Regions from separate parts of the Homo sapiens genome. Here region 1 is linked to region 2. Evidence: chromatin contacts called from ENCODE Hi-C or POLR2A ChIA-PET data. All regions are on one chromosome and are shown on one strand. Each heading gives the region's core, a stretch centred on a gene start or an enhancer-like site at or near the end of the contact. The rest is flanking DNA. Distances are from core to core; before and after follow the strand shown. Region 1 holds the start of MID1 (midline 1). Region 2 overlaps MID1 (midline 1).

Evidence for each region. Hi-C counts contacts between places; a loop is a spot of excess contacts on that map. ChIA-PET counts read pairs that join two places held with the same protein, here RNA polymerase II (POLR2A). Pooled maps may share reads with other maps.
Region 1: a loop to region 2 is called in a map of heart right ventricle, with 4 times the contacts of the local background. The contact joins the promoter of MID1 here to the enhancer-like site in region 2. A Hi-C loop is called at or near these places in 2 of 168 maps with a recorded cell type or tissue (endothelial cell of umbilical vein and heart right ventricle) and 1 of 50 pooled maps. POLR2A ChIA-PET finds 5 or more read pairs at or near these places in 4 of 52 experiments (A549, A673, AG04450 and 1 more).

Annotation. Positions count from the first base shown.
Region 1 is chrX:10,618,359-10,622,456 of GRCh38, forward strand. MID1 (midline 1) reads right to left here and starts at 2,227. Exons shown (of 10, transcript NM_000381.4): 1 at 1,932-2,227. LOC124905245 (a long non-coding RNA gene) reads left to right here and starts at 1,343. Exons shown (of 2, transcript XR_007068391.1): 1 at 1,343-1,482; 2 at 1,789-4,098.
Region 2 is chrX:10,547,310-10,551,455 of GRCh38, forward strand. All of the region lies in intron 2 of MID1 (midline 1), which reads right to left. Among named protein-coding and RNA genes, the nearest start is that of MID1, 71 kb to the right of the region's middle. Within about 2 kb of position 2,147, at least 2 of the 41 ENCODE cell types and tissues checked have a DNase peak (open chromatin) inside an H3K27ac peak, as active enhancers do.

The DNA of each region.
Region 1 (4,098 bases), core at 977-3,476, 71 kb after region 2:
ACCCATGCCAATAACACTGCCATCTCATTCCTCCCTACATTCTTGTTCTGACTGCAGTGGAACAACATGCTAGATTCTGGAAACTGTCCTCGTTCTTTGGATGAACAATGATCCTGTCTCTCTCCTTCATCTCCTCCCCTGTTCCATCCCACCCTCTTTCAAAGTTCTGAACAGGCCAAAAAAATTAGTAGACATACGTAGCTGTGAGATGAAAAGTTGCCCATTCATTAAATAACTAAGGAGTTCACTATATGTGTACTTGTACCCCTAAAATTTCAATACTGGGCTGTTTTCCAACTTCACGTAAATGCCACAACAAACTAGGCATGGGAAAAACCATTCCAAGCTGGGGGAAGCAAACCTTAGGCATAAGGCACGGAGACTGCCATGGTTCCTGAGGAATTGTGTGGGAACAGGGATTCTGGAAATTGAGCTCAGACACCACCGAGGAGAGGACAGGTGGCTCTGCACAGGATCAAATAACTTCTTTGTTCCAGCTAAGGACCTTTGTCAAAAATGTTTTGCGTTCCTCTTTTTCCTTTTCAATCCTTTCCAATTACCCTTCTCCTTCCTTTTCCTCATCCCACTTTAGTAGACATTAAAAGTATGAGGTTGGACTGTGAGTTTGCAGAACTTAAAGACGTCCTCCCCACAGTCCCTACCAAGGCAAGGGCAATTCATTGCAAGCAGACGGCACTTGCTCCTCCGCAAGTGTTTTTCTGCACTCACTGAAACTTGCCAAGCCTGCTTGCTGAGCGAACAAGCGAGGGGGCAAGAAGGCGGAGGGTTTGCGCTGACCATTCGAAGGGGGCTCTGCTTCATCTCCCAAGGCTGTGGGAAAGGGACAGAAAGTTCGAAACCCCTCCCCTGCGCTCTTAAATGGAAAGCTCACTTCCCCCAAAGTGTGCAGGGTGGCGAGCACCCAACCCACTTAGAAGAAAAAGTGAAGAGCTTTTCCGGTTGCGATACAGATGCTAACTTTCCCATCCAGATTTATTCAGAGCTGGTAAAAGCAATAGCATTCCTCTTGAAATCCCTGCCCTTCCAAGCCTATTGGCATGTTTTTCCAGCCTTGTTTTCTCCTTATATGAGTATTGTTCTTGATATTTAAATATTGACATAAAATTCTTCCATAACTTTGATTGAGTTGTAAATCACACCCTCTCCTTGGCTTCCTACATCCACTTTTTCTTTCCTTTTCTTGCTTAACAGCAAAGCTATAAACCTCTTCCTGGACTGATAAGGAATTTTATCATCATGCCCCAGAGCCACAGAAGAAGCTGTTGGTTTAGAATTCTTTTCAAAGACTCATTTAAGTAATCCCCCAGCCCTTTCTCCGCTCACTACTTTCAGGGCTGCCTTCTCACGTCCAGAAGCAATACAGTTTCCAAACTGCTAGAACAGAAAAACAAATTTGCATTTTTCTGGAAGGACTGTCTGTGCTCATTTCAAGCTGGTTCCGCCTTCTCCGCCAGAAACACAGTAAGTGCTCAGAATGCGAAACCAAAATGAGATAAGAGGCCCCGTGAAATTCTTTTTCAGGACATTCAGCTGTCTTTATTCTAGCCCAAAGCATAGGGTAGAGGCACTAAAAGCTCGAGATACATCCTGCACGATACATTCCAGCGGCCGCAAACTGGAATTGATTTACATATATTCTACAAACTGCTTGTAAGCCCTTTACAACGACTGCCTGACATCAACCACAATTAGAGGCAAAAGTGGGGGCGGGTGGCGAGGACCAGACCGGGGTGGCTCAGGTAAAATGTGCTTCTTTGGTTGTCTTAGGAAAATGCAGCCCCGTCTTTCCGCCAAACGCATCGACTACGGCCAGGCGCCTGCTAACCCAGCAAGCTCTCCGCAGTAACACGTCGCAGGGGTCCCGGGCGGCGCCCGCCCCCTCCGCCGCCAGCGCAACCGCCTGAGCTTACCTGCCTCATGTTTAGAATCCCATGACCCATCCGGCAGGGAGCGAGCTGCATCGGAGCCCGCGTCGCAGTCTTCAGAGCGGAAACACCGAACCCGACAGGAGCCCGCAAGACAAAAGCAACCCGGCGAAATCTACGGGCAGCAAAGAGCACGTTTTCGTCCTCTTTTTCTTTGATCTGTTGCTACACGCACTCTGCTCGAGACAATGTCAAGTTTCTCAACCTTTTCTCCCCCAGCCTATGAAAAGTCGGTCGCAGGGAAGCGAGGACCGCCTGGCTCTTATTTCAAATCAGTTCTCAGAGACGTTGTAGGTGGCTGGCTTGGGCCGCGGAGGAGCTTCGCCAATCAGAAGCAAGGGGGTGGGTCCTGGGAGCCAGAAAGGCTGCCTCCGCGAGGATTAGGGGCGCTTTCGGGATTCAAATGACTGGAAGCAGCTGGAAACAATGTCCAAAGCTCCAAAAGTAAAGGATGAGTTCTATTCTTATCTAACAGCTCTAGTTCTGCTAAAAGCTTAACTAGCTAAGGGCCTTAAATCCTTGCATTTTAAGAGCTCCCTAACAGCATTAAAACATTTGGAAGGTGCAAAATTATTTCAGCCAGAAAAGTTCAACACTCAGGACCCAAGGGTATTTTTAAAAGGATATCTTGCACTGAAGCCCTACTTTTGCAAAAGACTGGAAAGGAAACCAAATTGTTATGAGTAACACCTTAACTAAAACGAACAATCCAGAAAGGAGGGTGTTACCTACCTCATCTGCATATAGATTAACTGTATATTCAATTTAAGAAAAATAAATCTTAATGGGAACGTGCACACAATTTTTTTGAAATGCAGCAAATGAACAAGAATCTTTACCTACTGAAGGCCCGAGGCATAATTTCAAATAACACTATTGTCATAGAACAATACACACTGACATTTTGTTCAGAAAAAAAAAAATTTAGTGCATCCACCTTTCTCTATGGTTTGGCTTCCCTACAGGGTTGATCTGTTGAACTTATTAACAGGGACAAGCTGGACATCACCTTGGCAGGATTGCAGGAGAGCTGGAGAAGTAGTTGGCTTCTTAGAAACAAACTCAGACCAAAAAAAATTTCCAAAGTTTGCTTTCTTAACTCCATATAAGCAATAACTTTTTTCAACTCTTAGCCAACATGATTTTAATGTAAATCTACCTTCTGGATTTCAAGAAAGTGCAAGTTGAGCAAAGAGTACTTTGTGTAGAACTAATGGCATATTTTCCCCCAAGAAATGACCGCAATTTTGTGACGATAATTCAATAAAGATTTTAAATGTGTTGGTATCAGAGGAAAAAAAATTACTTAGCAAATAATGCATTGGTGGCTTCAGGAGTGTCAGCTGCATGGGTTCAATACATGTGAGCTCTGCCCAGTTCTGTGAAAATTTGGTGGTCCGATAACTGGGCCTGGAAGCCCATAACGCTAGCCCCCTGCCTGAGTAGCCTAAGGAGCCACCTAGTGACACAAACTGACTTCAGTCCACTTCTTGTACTTTTCCTTGAGAGCCCTTCATATGATGGAGTTCAGGATTTCTCAATCTCAGCACTATTGACATTTTGGGCAGGATAATTCTTTGTCGTGAGGGCTGTCCTGTGCACTGTAAGATGTGTAGCAGCATCCCTGGATTCTGCACACTAGATGCCAGTAGCACCCCCACAATCGTGATGACCAATAATGTCTCCAGACATTACCAAATGTCTCCTGGGTGATGAAATCACGCTTTGAAAGGGTGGTTCTTAAACTTGAGGGTGCAAGGAAACCTCTGGGGAGATTGTTAAAAATGCAAATCTCCAGGCCCCTGCACCAAAATAATCTGATTCAGTAGGTTTGCTGAGGAGCCTGAGAATCAGCATTTTATCCCACTGACAAAGGACTCTGATTTACTTTGAGAAATATTGCGTCTATCCCAGCCCTAGGTATGCCCCAGCCACAGGACACAGGAAGCTACCCAGGGCTCCTGCCATTAAATACTGGAGCTTAATCCCATGGCACATCTGTTTATCACCTTCAGTAGAAGCTACAACTGCGTCTGCCTTCTGCTTTCATCACCTCAAAGGTAAATATGAGCTGGGATTTCCTCTCTCAAGGACTGAGCCCTTTTAATGTTCCTTCCATTTTTATTCTCCTTTGACTCACTCACCAACTATC
Region 2 (4,146 bases), core at 897-3,396:
TGCCTGTAATCCCAGCGCTTTGGGAGGCCAAGGCGGGCGGATCACCTGAGGTCGGGAGTTTGAGACCAGCCTGACCAACATGGAGAAACCCTGTCTCTACTAAAAATACAAAATTAGCCAGGCATGGTGGCACGTGCCTGTAATCCTAGCTACTCGGGAAGGCTGAGACAGGAGATCACTTGAACCCAGGAAGCAGAGGTTGCGGTGAGCCGAGATCACATCATTGCACTCCAGCCTGGGAAACAAGAGTGAGACTCTGTCTCAAAAAAAAAAAAAAAAAAAAAAGGAAGGAAAGAAGGGAGGGTAAAGAAAGGAAGAGAAAGAAAGAAGGAAGGAAAGAGAAAAGAAAAGAAAAAAAGAAAAGAAAAAAGAAAAGAAAAGAAAAGAAAAAACTAATGAACAAACCAGGCATTCTACTCAATCCTTTAAAGCACAATCTCATATATTCTCAAATAAGCCATGAAAAGCAGTCATTGCTGAACCCACTTTATAATTTGGGAACTCAAATTTAAAGATGTTCAGAAACCTCCCCAGAGTCAAGCTTATCTGAGGCAGAGAGAAAATTCAAATTAAGGTTGGTAGGACCGCAAATCACCTCTAACCAAGTATGATTAAGGAAACCTTAATAATGCCAGGAGGATTACTGCAGAAAGCTTCAGAGAAAAACAGTTCACTGCAACCACATTTGCCAGTACCTTCTAAAAGTTGTAAGGCCATGATCACACATACCATAGAACTAGGCAAAAAGAGAAAAAATAGCATGACTTAAGTGTACAATTATGAAAATGAACTGTTGTTATTATGCATATTTTAATTAGTATGGGAAGCCCTCATAAATTATGATCACTATTATTTATGTGGCCAAATTGATTACTGGATTATTTTAATCTACCACTGTGTGTTCCATGTCCCCTCTCAAAGCTCCCTCTCCATGAGGCTCCTCTCCATGCAGTTATTATCTCTATGATACCCCTCTCTATGATGTTATTCTCTATGATTTCCCTCTATGGTGCCCTCTCTATAAGGCCCCTTTCAATAACTTCAGTTCAATGATGGCATCATACAGAGGGATGTCAATTTGTGAAAAACAAATTGATTTTGTTTTTCCATCTCTAGTGTTTATCCCCTCAGGGAAATCATTGATTGAACACCATTTTATAATCGTAAATAAGACAGTTTTGTTTTTTCAGGACATGAAGCACTTTTATTGAATGTGTTATTTAGATAAAAAAGGGAAGAGGTAGAGTGACTTTCTCTGAAAAACATAGATACGAAGTAATTGCCAAATAGAGATAAATTAATCTCCAAGGAAAATGACCAGATCCAGTGGCTTTTTAACATTTCAGGAACCCTATTTTTATGAGTGTACTTTGGAAGAAAGGCTATACAAACAGTGAAAAATACCCAAAGTTTCATAAGTACCAAACACATAACTCTCCACATTAATTGTGATGGCTTTCTTTCCACTTCTTCAGCCTTAGTCCATGCTGTTTCCCAAGGACTCGTAGGAAGCATCTCTAGCTATTAGATATAATTCATATTCAAATTTACTCAGATGTATTCAAAAGAAATCTGAGATAAAGTATCTCCCCATGAGTCATCAGCACAGTAAGGAAGAATTAAGAGATTTTCAACTGATTCCTTTACTGGGTGAAAAGAAAATCAGATCTCCATTTTTCTTAGCTGATTTTTTTTTCTTGCTTGCTTTGGTGGTCTGATCACGCTGTCTCATTTTCTGACTTTCTAGCTGAAAAAATTTCTTGGATAGGAATATTATTGTCTGGGTTATTACTTTAGTAAAACACATATACTGTGATTATTACTTTAAATTTGGTAAATACCATCAAAATGCAGACCTCTCATAAAGACACAGATAATGAAAATTTCTGCGCTCTAGACTATGAGTACCTATGCTAAGATATTTGCCTTAACTTACATAAAGATAATTATTATTTAACCTCTACAGAAGTTGGGTATGTTATAGACACTGCTTCAAACAGGAAAACTGCATCTAGTAGAAGGAAGATCACTTGTTGAAGGTTAGTCTATCTGTGGCCTAGCATATGGGTTTCTACTAACCAACTGTGAGATCTAAACCAGAGGTTGGCAAACTATGGCCCATGGGCCAAATCCGGCCAGTCACCTATTTTTATAGAGCTTCATTGGCAGCCTGCCACATCCATTTGTTTCTGAATTGCCTATGGCTGCTTTTGAGCAGTTCCCACAGAAACCATATGGCCTGCAATGCCAGAAAGATTTAGTAGCTAGTCCTTTACGGTGTTTGCTGACTTCTGCCTTTATGAATTAATCTGACCCTCAGTTTACTCATTGTAACTGAGGAATTGGAAAAGAATAAACTTTTTCCACCAAGTTTGCACATTAGAATCACTTGGGGTAGTTTTGGGGAAACCCCAATGCCTGAGCTGCACCCCAGAAGATCTTGTCCCATTGGGCTGGGCTTCTGCCCAAGGTAATCCCTGTGCAGCCAGGTTGAGAACCACTGGACTAGATATGCGTGATGGCCCTTCGAGCTCAGCGCTTTCATGACATGAACTTCTTGTGAAATAAGTAGTACCTTCCAGCAGGAACAAATGCTTGGAAATTATGACTGAATAAATTCAGCCTCAGCAATGAAGACTCACATCTGATTTATGCTATTCCAAGTCTCTGACTTGAGGAGTTTAGAATCCACAGTTTTGCAAGGATAAAGACGCAATGCTATATAAATATAAATGGTTCCTTTGGAAGACCAACTTAAAATAGACTAACAGATTTAATGAGTTAACTTTTGATCTATGGAAATAATTCACTTTTAATAATATCACAATTAAAACTATTATACATCAAATATAAGCCATTTGGGCGAAAGTCTCAGCTGCCAGCCTGTTCTCTGCAGACTCCCCACTTGGAGGAAAGCCTCAGGCTCTCCTGTCTCTGACACAGACGGCTACACCTGGAAGGTAGTCCTGAAAATAAGCTGCAAACACTAGGAAATCTAGGGGATAGCAGATAATATCAAATACACCTAAATCATGTTTTGGGAAGGGATTAAAGAATATTTCATAAGCCTTTGGAGGTTTAAATACTGTTGAAACAGCCTGAAGGCTGGCATGTGCGGGCCCAGACTGCTCAGAGTTGGGCTGGGGGCATGGGTGAGAGAAGCCCGCTGTGCAAAGAACTCTGGGGCTGCTTCCAGGCTGCCAGGCTGCCAGGCTGCCACTCAGGGCATCTGCAGATGGCGGGAGGGGAGTTCTGCAATGTCTCAGCTCTCTACATCTCAAAGTAGATTTGGTTTAGGGGTCACACAAACAAGTAAATGTCTGTAAGAGTAAAACTGAGCATTTCTCTTATGTCATTAACAAAGATGCTTTGCTTCGACTCAGGGTATCTCCGCTTTGGCACCAATGACATTTGGGGCTGGATGACTATCTGTCTGGGGGGCTGTTCTGTGCATTCAGGATGTTTAGCAGCATCCGTGGCCTTGACCCATTGTGCGCCAGTGGCAGCCCCTTCCTCTCCCAAGTTTCGAAAACTAAGCAATTGTATATTGCTAAGTTTACCCTATGGTCCTCATGATACCTTACCATCCTGTCTCAAAGTGGAATTAAACTCTATTCTGAGGCAATAGGGAAGAAAATACACACACACAAAATATATACAGTCGTCCCGAGGTACCTGTAGGGGATTCGTTCCAGGACCCCTATGAATACCAAAATCCACAGATGCTCAGGTCCCTTATATAAAATGGCATAGTATTTGCATATAACCTATGTATATCCTCCCATATACTTTATCTCTAGATTAATTATAATACCTAATACAATGTAAAAGCTTAGTAAATAGTTGTTACATTGTATTGTTTAGAGATTTTTTAAAAGTCTATACATGTTCAGTACAAACAAATGTAACCATTTATTGTTTTTGAATATTTTCAGTCCTCGGGTGGTAGAATACACAGATGTGAAATCCACAGATACGGAGGGCCGATTGTATATGTACATGGTATTATTTTATCCTATCCTTTGTGAATCACAAATATTTGATCACTGCTGCCTGAATTAAAGTTTTAAAAATTCAAATGGTCTCTTTATAAGACTTTCTTGAAAGAAATCATTGAGAAGAAACTTGTAGATTCAGAAAGGTGTG